Linked DNA regions of Homo sapiens: region 2 is linked to region 1. A link is a loop called in an ENCODE intact Hi-C map of the cell type or tissue named here. Cell type or tissue: B cell. All regions are shown on one strand. Region 1 overlaps UNC13A (unc-13 homolog A). Region 2 overlaps FCHO1 (FCH and mu domain containing endocytic adaptor 1).

Region 1 (2,500 bases):
ATGATTGTGCCACTGCACTCCAGCCTGGGTGACCGACATAGCGAGACCCTGTCTTTAAAAAAACAAAAAACTATGGGCCAGGCGCGGTGGCTGACGCTTGTAATTCCAACACTTTGGGAGGCCAAGGCAGTGGATCACCTGAGGTTAGGAGTTCGAGACCAGCGTGGCCAACATGGTGAGACCCCCCCCCCCGCCACCCCCATCTGTACTAAAAACACAAAAAATCAGCCCGGTGTGGTGGTGCATGCCTGTAATCCCAGCTACTAGGGAGGCTGAGGCAGAAGAATCGTTTGAACCCGGGAGACAGAGGTTGCAGTGAGCCGCGATTGTGCCACTGCACTCCAGCCTGGGTGACAGAGGGAGATGCCCACTCAAAAAATAAAAATAAATAAAAATAAATAAAAATGCACAGGGGTAAGGGTAAATCAGAGCTGGTTAGCTGGTATTATCTAGGGGGCCTGGGAGCTCTTATGGGACAAGATTGAAGCCAGTTCCATGTCGTGTCAGCACAGGGCTCTTGGTCAGAAGGTTTTGGGGCGATTGGCCCCTTTAGGGGATACTCAGGAGGAGAAGCATGGTCTAGTGGGAGGTCAGATGTCAGCCAGGGTGGGCCGGAGTACTTCAGGGATAGAGGTACAACCTGGGAGGTGGACAAGAGGGAGAAGCTGGGCGTGACCCTGTAGGAGGGGCTCTTATCCAGCTGGCGTCAGGGCAGGTCACTGGGACTGCTTAGGGGCAGGAGCACAGGTGAGGGGCATGCGGGAGGCGGTGTCACCCATGGTGAGGCACCAGGGCAGGCTCATGTCTGGAGGGCATCTTGGAAGTAAGAGGGGTGGGCTGGGGGTGTGGGGGGCTGGGGAAAGGGCCACGTCGTGGGTCTAGAGGAGAGCCTGGTTAAAGAGCTTCTGGGTGGGACATTAGGGGCAGGGCCGTGCGGGCAGCAGTTCAGCCGGCAGAGGGCACAGGCGCGGGTATCTCAGGGTGGGAGCATGGCCTTGCAGGGCGGTGTCTGAGGGGCGGGAGCTGGATGTAAAACTATGCGGTCATTTTTCGGTGGGTGGAAAAATGGGAAGAACAGGCGTGGGCGTGGCCCAGCTCGGGGTCAGCTGCTGTGGGCGCGGCCAAGCACAGGGTTGTAGGTCAAGTAACGGGGCAGGGGCGGGGCTAGCGTAGCGTGGGAGGTGACAGGTGTGGGCACCCCGGTGTGGGCGTGGCCCGCAAATGCGGTGGGGACGGGGCCGTGGGCGGGGCATCACAGTAGGTGTGGCCTGTCTCACGTTCCGCCCCTCCCCACGCAGCACGCTGAGCGCCGACGCGGGTCCCGAGTGCTATGAGCTGCAGGTGTGCGTCAAGGACTACTGCTTCGCGCGCGAGGACCGCACGGTGGGGCTGGCCGTGCTGCAGCTGCGTGAGCTGGCCCAGCGCGGGAGCGCCGCCTGCTGGCTGCCGCTCGGCCGCCGCATCCACATGGACGACACGGGCCTCACGGTGCTGCGAATCCTCTCGCAGCGCAGCAACGACGAGGTGGCCAAGGAGTTCGTGAAGCTCAAGTCGGACACGCGCTCCGCCGAGGAGGGCGGTGCCGCGCCTGCGCCTTAGCGCGGGCGGTCGGCCGAGCGGCACTGCGCCTGCGCGGAGGGCGCTGGGCGGGGAGGGACGGGGCTTGCGCCTTGGTGGGACCTCCCCAGGGGCGGGGCTCGGGGGGCTCCACGCCAAGGGTGGGCTGCGCCTACGCCCTTGACTCAGCTTTCCCTTTTGGGGAATTAGGAATGGAGGATGCCCCGCCCTCTCGGGAGGCCACGCCCAAGGGCGCGACGAAGGAAGGAGCCACATCCCCAACTTGAGGCCACGCCCCCAGCACCTAGGGGGCATTTTGAGCTGGGATGGGGGAAACCTCGTCCCTATGGAGGAGGCCACATCCCGGGGCTCTGGTACCGGGAGGCACCACCTCATGTCCCCTGGAAAAGCCATAAGATGGGACCCAGACCCCTGGGACCCCAGACCAATTGCCAAGTATGGAAATCTCAGCTCCCTCGAGGGGGGGCCCTGGGCAAGGGGTAGGGCTCTCTGGAGCGCCCCTCTAGGTGGCCTGGGGACTGGAGGGACCAGGATGCTGGTTGGAGGGCCCCGGAATACCGGAGTCCCTTTAGATATTTGTGCAAAAAATAAATGGGGGGAGGGGGGAGGATGGGATTTCAAAAGCACATGCGCCCTTGGGCGCCCAAACCCTGGGGGCCGAGGGGACGGCTCTGGTTCCCCACGCTGCCCCTACTTCCCTTTGGGAGTTTGCCTCTCCCTCTCCCCCAACAAACCCAGTCCTCATATCATAGAGTTCAACACACCCATTTGACAGATGGCAAAACTGAGGCTTAAAGAGCTGCTTGAGACTTGGCCAAGGTTCCAGGTGCCATACCCTCTGTGCCCCTCCCTTAGGCCTGTGTGCCCCATGGAAGGGTGGGCTGAGATCGGGATGACCTGACACAGCTCCCTATTGCTGCTA
Region 2 (2,500 bases), 150 kb before region 1:
TTAAAAAGGATTTAAAATAAATGTAGGTGCCACTGTCGGGGTTCCAAAATGCAGGTGACTTTTGATCCTCAAATGGTCACCTCCATTACACGGCAGTACTAAAAGGAGCTCAGAAAGGGGTAGCCCCTCACTGGAGTCACACAGCCTTTCAGGGGCAAATCGGGGAGTCTGACCTTTGGAGAGAGGGCGGAGGTCACACCCCTGCAGGTGGCAAGGGAGTGCGGCCCCTTTAAGAAAGCAAGTGCTTTCAAGAGGAGCCCCAGCTGGGGAGGGAGCAAGGGCAGGAGTGGGGCTTGTTGCCAGGGGCAACCAGTCGCCTAGCAACAGGCTTCCTCACTGCAAGCTCAGGGCCTGCAACTGGGGAAGGGGCTTTCTGACCTGGTCCTTCCCTGACTCCTGGGCCCTCCCCTGTTCACCCATCCTCTGTGGCACCCTGTTAGCCTGGCTCTGCAGGAGGAGTCCCTGTTCCCTGAACTTGCCACTCAATGTCACATCTCTGGTCTTTTGCCCAGGCTTTCTCACAGCAAACACGATTCTGTGTCCTGGTTCCTACTCTAGGACCCCCAAGGCTGGGTTCAGCCCTGGTCCTGCAGGGCTGAAGGTGTCTAAGCTGGCTCTGGGTCCCCCAGACTGGGGACTCCTCCCTTGGGGCTGGGGCTGGGATGGATTCTCTTGGAGACCCCAGCATCTCCTAGGGCTGGCTGGGGATGAGGTCACAGTGGCAGGGAGAGAGGAAATGAATGAATAAAAACAACTCTGTCTCACTCAGCAGCCCTTGGGCTACAGGAGGTGATCTCCAGCCTGGACAGTGGAGGGGTGCACAGGCCATGAGACGCCAGGTCAGGAAAACCCCCCAATTCTCCAGGATGGGAAGGGGGTGGAAGTTCCCTGGCTGGAATGACCCTGGGTCCTGGAAGTTCAGTTTGGCCCTGGGTTTGAGCACTGACTCTGCACTTTTTCATGGGGCAACTTCAGGTTGCCTAGACGTTCCCACTCTGGCCCTTGGTCTCCCTATGACACAAGCTATGACTTGCCCAAGGTTGTAAGGCCTGTGAGGTCTGGGGTGGGTGTGGATTCAAACCCAGCCTGACTCTTCCCACTTTAACTTCCATCCCTTGCAGATCCTCTACCTGTCCAAGGCTGTAACCGCAACTCACCCAGTCCTCCCATCTCCATAAAAGTCCCCACAGCCCTGCCAGCATCCCCCGCCTAAATAAGAGTGGGTCTTACCCAAAAATGCTCCCCAAAATACGACATCCTGATGGTCTCTGTGGAGACCCCTGCAGGCCCCGTCCAGTGCCTGTCTGAAGAGAGAGGCAAGTTTGAGCTACAGAGTCATTGCCAGTGTGGGCTTGGTGGGGGGAAAGTCCCTCCCTGTAGAGGAAGGAGAGAAAGGATGAAGGAGGAACTGAAAGCTCCAATGCTAAGAGCATGCCAGGACCCCTGAGATAATTCAGCCCCAGTGCTGGTCCCAAGTAGCTCCAGTAGAGGGGGACAGAACAAGACACAGATGCCCCCAATTCCACAGAGTCAGAACTGGACTAGGTGGAGGGACAAGAGCTGAGGGAGTCTAGATTGGAGGAGGGGGCATGGAATGTGGGGTTTTTAGGCATGTATAAGAGTTCATAGCAGTGGGTAGGAGCAGTGCTGGATGACCCCTAACCTTGACAGGAAAGCTCTGATCCACTTCACAGATGGGAAAACTGAGCCCTCCCCTCCCCCAGAGGGGAAGTCACTTGCCAAGATCACACAGCTAGGAAGGGACAGTAGATTTGCACTCTGGACTGGCTGAGCCCAGACCTGAGCTCTCAGCTCCACTCCAGGCAGCTCCTGCAGGAAAAGGGTTTGAAGAGAAATAGATGCAGGGGCTGTGATCAGCCACATGGGGGTTGGGGTCCCTGAAGTATCCCTGAGGGTCCCCTGGGATCTTCTGATTCCTCTAGGACAGTCCTCACCTTATGTACCCTCCTGGGAGTCAGAGCTCACTCCTCACTGTGATGACCCAGCTGGCATTGCTGCCCCCACGAGTCCCAACCCTGCCCTCAAAAGCCAGTGTTCACCTGGTGTCTGAGTCACTGTCCAGCTCCGTGCCTCAGTTTCCCCATCTGCAAAATAAGAAGGAATGCTTAGAAGGGATCTTGCCGGGGAGCCCCAGGTGTCTCTGCACAAGAGGCTGGGTCAGGCCGCCCGGCAGGGGACGGACAGGCAGTGTCCTTGGCATGTTCTAGAGGCCAGGCTTGTCACTGGAGCCTGCAGGCCTCATGCATAATTCATGACCCCACAGGCAGCTCGGTAGCAGCTGGGAGCCTCGTAGGAACAGTGGCAGGAGTGACAGGGACCCGTGACCACAGGATGGGGAAGCTCCCGGGGCCTCCCCAGGAAAGGACTGAGCAAGACCTTGGGCAAGGCTGCCCCTCTCTGTGCCTCAGTTTACCTAATCTTGAAAGTTAGTTTAGGCTAGAAGTGGTGGCTCACGCCTGTAATCCCAGCACTTTGGGGG

What was found. Peaks named below come from ENCODE experiments on the same cell type or tissue, not always from the same donor. Only the 100,000 strongest peaks of a DNase experiment are listed, where the experiment ranks them.
Region 2: a loop joins it to region 1, with 2.4 times the contacts of the local background. A loop is called at or near these places in 20 of 110 quality-filtered maps.

What each region holds. Positions count from the first base shown.
Region 1 is chr19:17,605,153-17,607,652 of GRCh38, reverse strand. It overlaps UNC13A (unc-13 homolog A), which reads left to right. Exons shown (of 44, transcript NM_001080421.3): 44 at 1,299-2,500. The coding sequence ends at 1,599. Among named protein-coding and RNA genes, the nearest start is that of COLGALT1, 51 kb to the right of the region's middle. RefSeq lists silencers at 993-1,212, 1,583-1,842 and enhancers at 927-1,831, 1,832-2,500. In B cell, CTCF peaks have their summits at 1,234 and 1,443 (motif pointing left); a DNase peak (open chromatin) is centred at 1,322; H3K4me3 peaks cover 1,225 bases; H3K27ac peaks cover 492 bases; H3K27me3 peaks cover 277 bases.
Region 2 is chr19:17,753,922-17,756,421 of GRCh38, reverse strand. It overlaps FCHO1 (FCH and mu domain containing endocytic adaptor 1), which reads right to left. Exons shown (of 29, transcript NM_015122.3): 2 at 2,061-2,105; 3 at 1,741-1,830; 4 at 1,231-1,304. The coding sequence starts at 1,257. Among named protein-coding and RNA genes, the nearest start is that of FCHO1, 3.7 kb to the right of the region's middle. RefSeq lists enhancers at 1-175, 1,747-2,266, 2,267-2,500. In B cell, CTCF peaks have their summits at 1,151, 1,353 and 1,552; DNase peaks (open chromatin) are centred at 311 and 1,401; H3K4me3 peaks cover 1,374 bases; H3K27ac peaks cover 2,127 bases.